Regions from separate parts of the Homo sapiens genome. Here all the other regions are linked to region 3. Evidence: read pairs that join two places in POLR2A ChIA-PET (ENCODE). Cell type or tissue: A673. All regions are shown on one strand. Each heading gives the region's core, and the rest is flanking DNA. Links, peaks and the distances in the headings are about the cores only.

What was found. Peaks named below come from ENCODE experiments on the same cell type or tissue, not always from the same donor. Only the 100,000 strongest peaks of a DNase experiment are listed, where the experiment ranks them.
Region 1: POLR2A ChIA-PET joins it to region 3 with 5 read pairs; 2 of 35 experiments call an interaction of 5 or more read pairs at or near these places.
Region 2: POLR2A ChIA-PET joins it to region 3 with 5 read pairs; 4 of 35 experiments call an interaction of 5 or more read pairs at or near these places.

Annotation. Positions count from the first base shown.
Region 1 is chr22:25,422,403-25,427,191 of GRCh38, forward strand. LOC124905095 (a long non-coding RNA gene) reads right to left here. Exons shown (of 2, transcript XR_007068037.1): 1 at 1-4,789. Among named protein-coding and RNA genes, the nearest start is that of MIR6817, 31 kb to the right of the region's middle. In A673, for the core only: no CTCF peak of the experiment used is centred there; no DNase peak of the experiment used is centred there.
Region 2 is chr22:25,646,797-25,651,585 of GRCh38, forward strand. The region is part of intron 3 of GRK3 (G protein-coupled receptor kinase 3); the gene reads left to right. It also overlaps the pseudogene YES1P1. Among named protein-coding and RNA genes, the nearest start is that of GRK3-AS1, 84 kb to the left of the region's middle. In A673, for the core only: no CTCF peak of the experiment used is centred there; no DNase peak of the experiment used is centred there.
Region 3 is chr22:25,491,091-25,495,879 of GRCh38, forward strand. No RefSeq gene overlaps it. Among named protein-coding and RNA genes, the nearest start is that of MIR6817, 38 kb to the left of the region's middle. In A673, for the core only: no CTCF peak of the experiment used is centred there; DNase peaks (open chromatin) are centred at 1,811, 2,501 and 3,781; H3K27ac peaks cover 667 bases.

The DNA.
Region 1 (4,789 bases), core at 1,216-3,715, 69 kb before region 3:
AGGCATTTTCTTTATGGTGAATTTGAAACCATGCAATTCTATAAAATGTTGGAATTTAAACCAAAGTTATTGTCCATTTGAAATCATCAGTCCTTCAAGTGTTAGGCGCCCAAAATTGCTTAAATGTTACCTAATGCTAAGTGATCATAATGTGATTTTTTTACAAGTCCATCTATGAGCCCTATGATACAGAAAATACCAGTCCCCTTGTTATTTCTTGTGAAAAAGCTAAATTGTGCAAATGAAGACATGCTTGCTAGATATTTTGGGCTTGCTTCTCCCTCCTTAGCCCATGCCTCTTGTTGGTTTTGCAGGATGTGCTACTCTTTGATAGACAATGCCAAGTAGTGAAAATAAGGAAAAAGTGCAAACCCTTCTGCAATGTCGTGAGTTTAACACCCCTATGCCAGAGTGTAGCATATCAGAAGCTAATTGAAAAAATCAATGCTGCTTAAAATTTCTGGCAAATGGGAAACTTACTTAGAGAACAAGAACTCCTATATCAAACCTAAATTTCACCAAAAAAACTGAATATTTCTATAAAGGTGGTAGAAAATTCCTTTTTCTCTTGCCTTTCCTAGTGTCCCTCCGCCACCCAAGGTCAGGGAGTCCTGAATATGTAGGGTTTCTAGATATAAAATTGATAAATCTCAACTCATGGGCAGTTTTTTTGGGGGGGGGTAGTATATAATATTACTAAAGTTAGGAACTTCTGTTCAGTTTTTATTTTTTTTCTTGGGGTTTCCTTTTTTAGTGTCCCTCTTAAGAACATACTTATGTGCTTAGGATGTTCACTTCCTTGTATGAATGCCTTTGTTTTTCAGTGGTATTCTTTGTTAATGCTTTAAGGCAGAGTAAGTGACAGCCAGCATATTTCTCGTGACATTTGAAAACTGAGAAATACCAACCAGAGAGTAATTTTAGGAAACAGCCCTTCAGTAATTGTTATTCTGTTGCTCTTTTTAAAATAGACTCTCCAATTGGGCCATTGGAACCTCCTCCTGAGATTCCAATTTGTTTCCTTTTTTCTTTTCTTTTTTTTTTTTTTTTTTTTGAGATGGAGTCTAGCTCTGTCGCCCAGGCTGGAGTGCAGTGGCACAATCTTGGCTGACTGCAACCTCTGCCTCCCAGGTTCATGTGATTCTCCTGCCTCAGCCTCCTGAGTAGCTGGGACCACAGGCGCCTGCCACCACACTTGGCTAATTTTTTTCGCATTTTTAGTAGAGATGGGCTTTCACCATGGTGGTCAGGCTGGTCTCGAACTCCTGACCTCATGATCCGCCCACCTTGGCCTCCCAAAGTGAAGGGATTACAGGCCTTAGCCACCGCACCCCGGCCTGTTTTCTACTTATCTTAGTGGCTTTGGCTTTAGTTTTATAATGTAGCCATTTACATAGTAACAGTCACTCCTTGTGCTGTGTTAGGATTCTGTTACATTGAGATTATCAGGTAAAACATCTTGCAAAATTCTCTCTACCACGGGATGGCAGTCAGTAGCCTACCTGTTTGATTTGGAGGTTGGGGGTTGGGGAATTTCTAGATCCTGTAAGAAAGTTAATTGCGTGTTAAAAGTCTCAGCCTAATGACTTAAATGGCTGGTATGACTTCACGCTGTTGGTAAAAGGGATTCGGGTCAAGTGTTTTTTGACAAGAGTTTCTATATCAGCTTCATTATAGAGGAAGCCATGTGACCGCCAGTTTTTGGTATTCTTGAAAGAGATGTTCAGATTTGTATTTTTAGTATCTGAATGAGAAGCATACATTTTAATTTGCCTTTGGTCTATCACTAGTGATTTTTTTATTTCCAGCTAATTATTTGAAGTCACTATTCTTGGTGCTTCCTTATTTTAGTTACTTTGCCTTTTCCACAATTTTAAAACAGAAGAGCATCAGAACGAAATATCTAGCTAATTTAAATGAAACAATGGGTCTGCAGTTTCCTGCCTATTACAGGAGAGTCTCAGAAAATGGAACATTCTGTCTAGGGGAGATTTTGCTTCCCTGAGATGGCAAGAGGCACACATTTTGTTATGTTGACACATTATTCAATTAACCAATGAGTGCAAATCCTGGAAAAGCTGACTATTTGTCCAAATGGTATAGCTGCTTTAGTTTACTGAAATGTTGTTGAGCTAATGTAGCTGATAATGGGGCCTACTGGGAGTAGTAAACTGTGACCCACAGACTCCCTTGCAGGCCCAGTTAAAACAGGAGCATTTAGATGTGCAGGCCAGTTGTTTTACATCATGTTGGAAAAGAAATACTTTTTTTTTTTTTTTGAGATGGAGTCTTGCTCTGTCACCCCGGCTGGAGTGCAGTGGCGTGACCTGGGCTCACTGCAAGCTCTGCCTCCCAGGTTGATGCCATTCTCCTGCCTCAGCCTCTCGAGTAGCTGGGACTACAGGCACCGCCACCATGCCTGGCTAATTTTTTTTTGTATTTTGTTTTTTTTTTTAGTAGAGACGGGGTTTCACTGTGTTAGCCAGGATGGTCTCCATCTCCTGACCTCATGATCCACCCACCTCGGCCTCCCAAAGTGCTGGGATTACAGGCATGAGCCACCGCGCCTGGCCAAGAAATACTTTTATTTAAGTAAGGTCTAATTCACAAGCAAAGTCCCACAAAGGGTCAACATCTTAAGCCCTCAAGTGATTCAGACGACTTTTACTGTAGGCGGTATTACTTTGTTACTCTTTTTAAAAACAGAATGAAATTCAGATGACTTGAAATCACACATAGTTGAAAGAGGTTGAGTAATGTGAACTTCATCTTTCCCCTGGAGTCTCATTTCTATTTACTGGACATTTCAAATGTTGGATCACCTATTGCAAAGCTTGTCCTTTCAAAGTATTCATAAATATGATAGGAAGGTCTGAAACAACATTTTAAAGATTCTTTATAATTTTCTAGGAACACTGACAGTCCTTAAAGGACATTTATGATACCATTTATGACATTAATTCAGTACATAGTTGCAGAGCCATTTCTATGAGCCAGGCATGGGGTACTATGACAAACCCAGCCACGGCCCCTTCCTTCATGGAGCTTATAGACTAGTGTGAAACATACAGAGTTGAGTCAAGAAGGATGTTTGCTTTAAAGTGTAATTGCTTGAAGATTTTATTTAACCACAAACAAATAGTGTATGGATAACTTTTATTATTCTATACGCATAGAATATAGAATAATAACAAAGAATGAATATAGAATATAGGATAATGCATAGAACACATGATGTTTAGTGTTTTACAATAATTTGTTAGTGAGTACCTTTGAAGAACTATCTAAACATAGTCTCCATAGTGATATGGTAGTTTGCATCTTTCTGTTTGTGTAGCCACCACAAGTGGCCTTGTTTTCTTCTTTAGTGGACATGGAATTTATTTAGTAATTTTCTAGCTTCAATCAGTAAGTGATTGGTGGATAACTTGAAATTTTCTGCTCCATTTAGGCTGTAGAGTTTTCTGTGTCTTCACTGTCCTGTGCTCATAGCCCAATTTTGAACTGAAAAGTCCATGTTGAAAGCACAAATAGCCTTTAGAAAGAAAGTATTCCTTATTATTGATAGGAGTAGTTCTATGTGTAAGAAACGGTAGTGTTCTTGCTTCTTTACATTATGGTACAAATTCAAAACGTAAATTGTAATTTGTGATTTATTTTGTGTTTATTACAGTAGATGGTCATTTAATTCATGTTTATTACAGTAGATGGTCATTTATTTAGAGTTTAAGAAAACTCCACTAAGATTTGTAGATTGCATGTTATAGTTTTATATACATTAACTCTTTTTAGTTTTTACAATTATGCTTGATAATAGGTAGAAATTTCAAAAAGAAAAAAATTACTCCAGATACATCCATGTGGAGACATTGAGAGGTATATTTTATCTGTTTGAGGACAGCTGGTTTTCTCCTTAGATACTAGTATCTTGACTGTGGGGCAAGGAGTGGCTTTCAGCCTTCCAGACTCAGAAACTAGATTTTATTATATCACTGTATTAAGCATCTGTCTCTTATTGTGAAACTCACATAATCAGCCAAGTCTGCCTGACTAAATTATTCTCTTTCTATAGGCCTCTGGTTCTTATTTTAAGATTAAAGACCCTTTTGAGAATCCTACTAAGTGAGAGCCTCCCCCTCCCAAAAGTGCGCTAACTCACTTACACAGATTTATCTGAAAAGCTACACTATAACTAGAATGTCCAGTTTGCTACATTGCATTAAACACTGGCTCCCACAGGAGCCTACGTGCCCAGCGTCTGTGTGGCTGGAGCTCTCTCTCTTGTGGGTCCCCCTTGTGGGAAGCAAAATGACCATCAGAAGGTGGTGTAGCGGGCACAGACCCACAGTCAGATGAGTCAGATGGTTACTTGGGACCAAGTCACCCCTCCTAGGAGAGGCTTACGCTGGATGTCCAGTACTTGCAATCCCCGACTACGGTGGCTTTGGGACAAGTCATCTTTCCTTATTTTCATGTTTCCCATTGTAATTGGTGGGCACACGTCCACTGGATTTGAGACTATAGTTCATGAAACCACTGCCAAAGCTGCCTAGACCAGAAACCTTTGGCATTTCTCGGCCCTTTGTGTTATGTATTGACTTAGTTTTTATTCTCAGAGAGCAAGCTTTTTTCTTTATTTAGAGATTCTGGAAATGGCTCTGAAATACTCATTGTCTTATTTTAGAAGAAGGAAATTCAGGTTCAGGGACAAGCTAATTGCTAATTGCACAAGCTGATGGCTTCTGCTTCCAGTAGGGGGAGGTAAAATAAACTATGTTACGTCCATGGT
Region 2 (4,789 bases), core at 1,252-3,751, 160 kb after region 3:
TGGATCACGAGGTCAGGAGTTCAAGACCAGCCTGACCAACATGGTGAAACCCTGTCTCTACTAAAAATACAAAAATTAGCCAGGTGTGGTGGTGCATGCCTGTAATTTCAGCTACTCAAGAGGCTGAGGCAGGAGAATCACTTGAACCCGGGAGGCAGAAGTTGCAGTGAGCTGATATCTTGCCATTGCACTCTAGCCTGGGTGACCGAGGGAGACTTTGTCTCAAAAAAAAAAAAAAAAAAAAAAAGAAAAAGAAAAAAAATGAAATGGCCATCATTAAAGGAGAGAAAGATAATTGCCAGCCTAGAATTCTATTCCCAGCAAAAATTTCCTTCAAAAATGGAGGACGAGGAGGTGGAGGAAGGAGAGGGCCCCGGGCCTCACCTCCACCCACCGCCCCCTCCCACCACCCGGAGCTGCAGCAGCAGCGACTCATGAGAGCACAGCCAGAGGACAGATTTGATAATGGGCTGCATTAAAAGCAAAGAAAACAAAAGTCCAGCCATTAAATACCTGAAAATACTCCAGAGCCTGTCAGTACAAGGGTGAGCCATGGGAGCAGAACCCACTGCAGTGTCACCATGTCCATCATCTTCAGCAAAGGGAACAGCAGTTAATTTCAGCCGTCTTTCCATTCCATTATACCATTTGGAGGATCCTCAGGGGTAACACCTTTTGGAGGTGGGCATCTTCCTCATTCTCAGTGGTGCCAAGTTCATATCCTGCTGGCTTAACACGTGGTGTTACTATATTTGTGGCCTTATATGATTATGAAGCTAGAACTACAGAAGACCTTTCATTTAAGAAGGGTGAAAAATTTCAAATAATTAACAATACAGAAGGAGACTGGTGGGAAGCAAGATCAATCACTACAGGAAAGAATGGTTATATCCTGAGCAGTTATGTAGCGCCTGCAGATTCCATTCAGGCAGAAGAATGGTATTTTGGCAAAATGGGGAGAAAAGATGCTGAAAGATTACTTCTGAATCCTGGAAATTAATGAGGTATTTTCTTAGGAAGAGAGAGTGAAATGGCTGGGTGCAGTGGCTCATGCCTGTAATCCCAGCACTTTGGGAGGCCGAGTTGGGCGGATCACCTGAGGTCAGGAGTTCGAGACTAGCCTGGCCAACATGGTGAAACCCCATCTCTACTAAAAAAAAAAGTACAAAATTAGCTGGACGTGGTGGTGAGTGCCTGTAATCCCAGCTACTCAGGAGGCTGAGGCAGCAGAATCACTTGAACCTGGGAGGCGGAGGTTGCAGTGAGCTGAGATCGCGCCACTGCACTCCAGCCTCGGCGACAAGAGCAAAAACTCCGTCTAAAAAACAAATAAGCAAACAGAACAAAACAAAACAAAAACGAGAGAGCGAAACTACTAAAGGTGCTTATTCCCTCTCTATTCGTGATTGGGATGAGGTAAGGGGTGACAATGTGAAACACCACAAAATTAGGAAACTTGACAATGGTAGATACTATATCACAACCAGAGAACAACTTGATACTCTGCAGAAATTGGCAAAACACTACACAGAACATGCTGATGGTTTATGCCACAAGTTAACAACTGTGTGTCCAACTGTGAAACCTCAGATTCAAGGTCTAGCAAAAGATGCTTGGGAAATCCCTTGATAATCTTTGCGACTAGAGGTTAAACTAGGACAAGGATGTTTTGGCAAAGTGTGGATGGGAATATGGAATGGAACCACAAAAGTAGCAATCAAAACACTAAAACCAGGTACAATGATGCCAGAAGCTTTTCTTCAAGAAGCTCAGGTAATGAAAAAAATAAGACATGGTAAACTTGTTCCACTATATGCTGTTGTTTCTGAAGAGCCAATTTACATTGTCACTGAATTGATGTCAAAAGGAAGCTTATTCAATTTCCTTAAGGAAGGAGATGGAAAGTATTTGAAGCTTCCACAAATGGTTGATATGCCTGCTCAGATTGCTGATGGTATGGCATATATTAAAAGAATGAACTATATTCACCGAGATCTCTGGGCTGCTAATATTCTTGTAGGAGAAAATCTTCTGTGCAAAATAGCAGATTTTGGTTTAGCAAGGTTAATTGAAGACAATGAATACACATCAAGACAAGGTGCAGAATTTCCAATCAAATGGACAGCTCCTGAAGTTGCACTGTATGGTGGGTTTACAATAAAGTCTGGTGTCTGCTCATTTGGAATTCTACAGACAGAACTGGTAACAAAGGGCAGAGTGCCATATCCAGGTATGGTGAACCATGAAATACTGGAACAGGTGGAGCGAGGATACAGGATGCCTTGCCCTCAGGGCTGTCCAGAATCCCTCCATGAATTGATGAATCTGTGTTGGAAGAAGGACCCTGATGAAAGACCAACATTTGAATATGTTCAGTCCTTCTTGGGAGACTACTTCACTGCTACAGAGCCATAGTACCAGCCAGGAGAAAACTTCTAATTCAAGTAGCCTATTTTATATGCTCACATCTGCCAAAATGTGAAGAACCTGTATAGAATTTCTACAGGGATCAAAAGAAGAAAATCTTCTTTACTCTGCACATTTTTAATGGTAAACTGGAGTCCCAGATATGGTTCCACAAAACCACTTTTTTTTACCCCAAGTATTAAACTTTAAAGTACGATGATGAATTTTCCAACCGATTTCAGGGTCCAAAGAAAATAGAGCTAAGATACTGATGACAGTGTGAGTGATAGCATGGTAATGAAGGACAGTGAGGCTACTGCTTATAAATCATTTTCTTTCTTTTCTTCCCCAAAGTCAGAATTGCTCAAAGAAAATTATTTATTGTTATAGATAAAACTTGAGTGATAAAAAGCTATACCATAATAAAATCTAAAATTAAAGAATATCATGGGACCAAATAATTCCATTCCAGTTTTTTAAACTTTCTTATATTTATTATTCTCAAAAGTTTTTTCTGAGTTAAATAGTCAATAGGCAATCTTAATATATGCCTCCTTTTGCATGGACATGGGCCAGGTTTTTCAAAAGGAATATAAACAGGATCTCAAACTTGATTAAATGTTAGACCACAGACGTGGAATTTGAAAGTATAATGCAGTACGTTAACATTCATATTAATGGAACTGAAAAGTAGAATAAGAAATTTTTCACTTCAGTCCTTTTCTGAAGAGTTTGACTTAGAATAATGAAGGTAACTGGAAAGTGACTTAATCTTGTATGAGGTTGCATTGATTTTTTTTTTTTTTTGAGACAGAGTCTTACCCTGTTGCCCAGGCTAGAGTGCATTGGCGCCATCCTGGTTCACTGCAACCTCTGCCTCACTGGTTCAAGTGATTCTCCTGCCTCAGCCTCCTGAGTAGCTGGGATTACAGGTAGCACCCTGTAATCCCAGTGCCACCCTGTAATCCCAGTGCCCTGAGTAGCACCCGCCACCACACCTGGCTAATTTTTTATATCTTTAGTAGAGACGGGGTTTCACCATGTTGTCCAGTCTGGTTTCGAACTCCTGACCTCGTGATCCGCCTGCCTTGGCCTCCCAAAGGCATGAGCCATCATGCCCGGCAATTTTTTAAGGCAATATATAATTGAAACTGTACTATCCAATCCAAGGGGAAATCTTTTAATCTTTAGATAACATGCGGAGTAAGACCCAGCATTTAAAGAGCACTTTTAAAAAAATAGACTTGGTACTGTGAGATATTGCTAATATGTCCTTATGGTGATGGGTGCCACAAATAGAAAATAGAACCAGATCAGGGACTTGAATGCACTTTTGCTCATGTCGAAATAGATGAACAGAGAGAGTAAAATGTATTTCAAAGAAATACGAGAAAAGAAAATGTGAAAGTTTTACAAGAAGAGGGATGGAATGTAATGTTTAATGTTGATGTCATAGAGTGACAAAATGGCATTGTTGGCATTCATAGCTCCTCACTTAGCTATCTTCTGAGACTTTTAAGAGTTATAAGGTATAACTAACTATAAAACTAATTTTTCTTACACACTAAATGGGCATTATTTGTTCAAAATAGTGAAGTTTCGGCTTCACATTCATTCCAGTGGGATACGGCTTTTATGCAAAACATTTTTAGAACTCCAGTTTTCAAATCATGTTTGAATCTATATTCACTTTTAAAGTCTACTTAATGGTGGTCATTTTTTCCCCTTTAGAATATATTAAATAGTTGATTTGGGGAGGAAAACTTATTCTGAATATTAACAGTGGTGAAAAGGAATGTGGAAGTTAACCTTTACCAAAAGAGGAAGTTGGCAAAAACAGCCTTCTAGCACACTGTTTAAAATGAATAATGGCAGCCTAAACTTAACAGTTTTTACCCTGAAGTGCAAAAGTGAAACATACAAAATAAAACTATTTTTAAGAGTAACTAAAAAATTTCAAAATACAAATTTGAATAGCAGCATTAGTGGTATAAGTGTCTAGCAAAGGAAAAATTAAATCTAATAAATAAAATGAAGGTCTAGTGTGTATGTTATAAAATACTCTCTTACAGTCACACCTTAAATTAAACCTTATACTAGGTTCCTCTATTTTCAGGATATAATTCTTAACTATCATTATTTACCTGATTTAATCATTAGATTTGAAATTCTGTGCCATGGCATATACGTTCAAATTCAAACCATTTTAAAATGTGACAGATGGACTTCATGCAAGTTGGCAATGGTTCTCGTACTAAAAACTGTGGTTGTTTTTTCTGTTTACATAACCTGCTTAGTATTGACTCTCTACCAAGAGGGTCTTCCTAAGAAGAGTGACGTCATTATTTCCTCTTGTCAACAACTTGTGACATGAGATTCTTAA
Region 3 (4,789 bases), core at 1,418-3,917:
AGGCTTCCTGCAAATTGTGGGGGCCTGCAGAAGTCACCCCAAGTTGCTCAATCCAAGAAATTTTCCTCTGAGCTGACAATAAACCCTTAGACTAAATTGACTCAGATTGCACACTCAGGAAGAGACTAGACACACCTCGGCAGAAAATTGGATTTGTGCAGCTTGAAAAAGATGCTCTTGTAATTCCTCTAAAGCCTGCGAGCCACCTAAAGGGCCCTAGACATGTATAGTAGCCCATCTCCAGACCTTTGTCTGTACTGTTCCCTCAGCCAAGAAGAATTTTGCCTAGCTTTTTACATGACTGATTCTTTCTTACCCTTGAGATCTCAGGTTAAATGTCACCCCCTCAAGAAATACAAACATGTCCACACAAAAGCCTGTACAGAAGTGTTCATAGCAGCATTATTCATAATAATCCCAAAGTGGAAACAACCTAGAGTCCATCAACTGATTGATGATTCCACAAAACATGCTATATACGTGCTATATCCTTGCAACACAGTATTATTTGGCCATCAAAAAGGATTGACATCCTTTTCTTTCTTTCTGTCTTTCTTTCTGTCTGTCTGTCTTTCTTTCTTTCTTTCTTTCTTTCTTTCTTTCTTTCTTTTTCTTTCTTTGTCTTTCTTTCTCTTTCTTTCTTTTCTTTTACTTTCTTTCTTTTCTTTCTTTCTTTCTTTCCTTTTCTTTTCTTTTCTTTTCTTTTCTTCTTTCTTTGTCTCTTTCTCTCTTTCTCTCTTTCTGAGACAGAGTCTTGCTCTGTTGCCCAGGCTGGAGTGCAGTGGCATGACCATGGCTCAATGTAGCCTTAACCTCCCAGGCTCAAGCAATCCTAGCTCAGCCTCCCAAGTAGCTGGGACCACAGGTGTGTGCCACCACACCCTGCTACTCTTTTTTTTTTTCAGAGAGGGGGTCTTGCTCTGCTGTCCAGGCTAGTCTTTAACTCTTGGGCTCAAACTCCCAACTCTGTCTCCCAAAGTCCTAGGATTGTAAGTGTGAGCCATCGTACCTGGCAGGACTGATGTTCTGATACATGCTACAATATGAATAAACCTTGAAAGTATTATGTTAAGTGAAAGAAGTCAGGCTCAGAAGGCCACATATGGTATGATTCCATTCATAATAAATGTCCAGAATAGGAAAATCCATAGAGACAGAGAGTAGATTAGTGGTTGTCAGGGCCTTTGGGGGAAGGAGAGAATGGGGAGTGACTGCTAATAGGTGTAAGCCTTTTTTGGGGGGTGATGAAATGTTCTAAAATTAGATTGTAGTGATGATTGCACAACCTTGCAAAAATATTAAAAACCACTGAATTTTGCACTTTAAAAGGGTAACTATTACAGCATATGAATTATAACTCAATAAATCTGTTTAACAAAATATCACTCCCTCAAAGAGACCTTCTGTGAGTCCTCTCTCTGAAGGTGGTGTTCTTTTAAAAAGTTTTTTTGAGACAGGGTCTTGCTCTGTCACCCAGGTTATAGTGCAGTGGTGCAATCTCAGCTCACTGCAGCCTCAACCTACTGGGCTCAAGCGATCCTCCTTCCTCAGGCCTGAGTAGCTGGGAGTACAGGTGCACACCACCATGCTTGGCTAATTTTTTAAATTTAATTTTATTTCTTTAGAGATAGAGTCTCACTGTGTTGCCCAGGCTAGTCTCAAACTCCTGTGTTCAAGTGAGTCAGGAGTCTCCTGCCTTGGTCTCCCAAAGCGCTGCGTGAACCACCATGCCTGGCCTCCTGATGTTCTTTAATTCAGCCCCTGCTTTATTCAGTTCCTCATCCTGTTGGCCACCAGCTGTGATAATTTGGTACATTTATGTGTATGTTGTGTGTGTGCCCATGCTCGTGTGTGGTCCTCATTTCTAGCAGCAAGCTACATAAGAGCAGGGGGCTACATCTGCCTCACCAGAACTGTTTCCCCAGCACTCAGTACAGGGATGGTTGTCAATTGAATATCCGTTGGTTGATTGAAGGAGTCCTGGCACACTGTAGCTGGAAGGGAACTGAGTGCTCATCCAGTCCTTCCTGTTTGCAGATGCAGAGGCCAACTGCTCAGAGGCGGAGGGGCCCACTCAAGGACTCAGCTTTCAATGGCTGTGTTCTTTAATTTTATTCTCCCTCAGTAGTTTTCCAAAGATTTGGGAGTCCAATAAACCATTGCCCAAGTGGAACAGACAGACTGTTCTGGACTTAGCAGTTAAGTGACAAAGATAAATGAGGTTGGGGGGGGTCCCCGTTGAGTTAATAGATGCACGCTCCCTTCTATAGCAATAGACGGTGTGTGGCCTTAATGTCTATAAATGCCACTCATGTAACCTTGAAGACACAGCCTCTGCCGAGCTAGTGGCAGATGCTGCCGCAGGGAATGGGGGTTCCAGCCAACTTGGTTCCTGCTGTGGGACCCGGCTGACAGGGCACAGTAGCCCGGCTATTTGCCTCATTGTGGCAAATTGCTCCTCAGTGAGCCAGCTGGCTCCTGGCCTGCAGAGCTGTGGGGTCTTTTGTGCCTTGAAGTAATTAATTATGCCATATGGCAAGGAAACACAACAAGATTTATAGCAGAGTCAGCGACAGATGGCCCCGAGAGAAAAACACAGATCTGTGGAGAGATACAGAGACGCCGGGCGTCCAAAGCCATGGGAGATGATGTTTGTCGGGGGAGTGGGGAGGGAAAGGACACTTGGCTGGGGTCCGAGGCTTTGACACTTCTTTGAGACTGTCCGTCAGAAAGCAGATCCTTCCTTTCTTCCTCCTTTGGAATTTTTAAATTTACCCCCCTCCCAGTGTAGGGGAAGAACTGGGCTCTGACTTACAGGGTGTCTGTGTGGGATGAGAGAGAAATGCCAATTGAGAGATAGAGAAAAGAGTGAGAAAATCCTGGAGAGGACTGAGTTGGTGTTCCAAGAGCCCACAGGCCCCCTGAGCTCTGAGAAGCTTCCAGCTTCAGTGTTCCGAGCTGCCTTCTGCATTTTGATCTGAGGAGTGATCCACCTCCACTGCCATCATCTCAGTGTCCCATCGACACCTCAAACGCAGCATATCCCAAACAGAAGTCATCCCTTCTCCCTACTCCTCATCCAGCTTCTACTGTGGTTTCTCCACCACTCCCCAGGCAAAGTCCTCCTTCTAGAATGCAAATCTAGCCATGTTACCCCTCGTTCCCCCACCACACTTAATACCCACTCCCCAGCCTCTCCCCAGGGTCTTCTATATCCTTACCCCTGAGGTCCATCTCCCAACATCCCTCCCTGGCTCCCACTTACGCCACATCTGCCATTTTCTTTTTTCCTTTTTTCTTTTTTTTTCGAGGTGGAGTTTCACTCTTGTTGCCCAGGCTGGAGTGCAATGGAGTGATCTCAGCTCACCTCACCTCAACCTCTGTCTCCATGGTTCAAGCGATTCTCCTGCCTCAGCCTCCCGAGTAGCTGGGATTACAGGCATGCATCACCACGCCTGGCTAATTGTTGTATTTTTAGTAGAGACAGGGTTTCTCCATGTTGGTCAGGTGGGTCTTGAATTCCCAATCTCAGGTGATCTGCCTGTCTCAGCCTCCCAAAGTGCTGGGATTACAGGCATGAGCCACCATGCCTGGCCACATCTGCAGTTTTCTATACTCAATATCCTATTTCACACTCTATGCCTTTATAAATGCTGTTCCCTCTACCTGGATTGCCTTTCTTCAGCTGGCTTGCCCAGAAAATCCTCAGTCATCCCAGCTCACAGATCTCTTCCTCTGTGTCCCTTCTCTGACATGTTTGAATAGAGTTAATCCTATGCTCCTTTCTGCTGCCACCAAAATTTGCATATTGCTTACTCATGACTCTCGGCACTTGGTTTTTACAGGTCTGATATCCACACTTGGTTTGTGGGCAAGAACTCTTCTATTACTTCCTTTTTTCTAAGTGTAATACAATGCATGGTGCACATAGTAGGCACCTTTGGGCTTCCCCTCCACCACCCAGTTTTGGGTCCTACATAATAAATGCGTGTATGCTAGAAAGATGAAAGAATAGCTGGGGTTTCAACTCTGAGGCCAGGATGGGAGTCAAAGGAAGAACATAATGGAATTTCTTCACTGACGTTTGCTGTAGATTGATTGCATGGATTGATCCCAATTCATGGCCTCCCTGTATCCACATTTTTTGCAGTGAGACTTTAAAGCACCTCCCATCAAGAAATGGAGTCTATTTCCCCACTCTGAATCTAAGCTTCTCTTGTGACTTTGACCAATAGAATGTGATGGAAGTGATGGCATGCAGGTCCCAGTCCTTACAACCTTTCTCTCACTCTCTTGGAACTCTGCCCAGCTGCCATGTGAACAAGCCCAAGCTACTCTGTTGGAGGATGAGAGACATGTGGGTCAGAGACCTGCTGTCCTAGCTGAATCCATTCCAGACCAGCCCAATCTAGCCAATCTGCAACCCAAGTTTAGCCAGTCAATTCCCAGATAAACAGAACCATCAAGCAGACCTAAGAACTTGTGAGCTGAGTAAATCCCTGTTGTTCCAAGCCATTGATTTTTTGGGGGTGGGGCGGGGGGTGGTTTGTTATGCAGCTATAACAAATACATGATCCAATATGAGCAGAAACCCATTATGCTGTTACTTAATAATTAACTGTGACCCTTGATTGGAAAGAAGTTCCGAATGGGGCAGTCGTTCTAGGGCCTTTAATTTTCCTACTGGTAAAATAAGGAGAGAAGGAGAAGAAAATAACACAAAGCTCTTACTCGTCCCACCAAGTTATGGGTCTTATGGTTGAGCTAGAACTTTTTTTTTTTTTTTTTT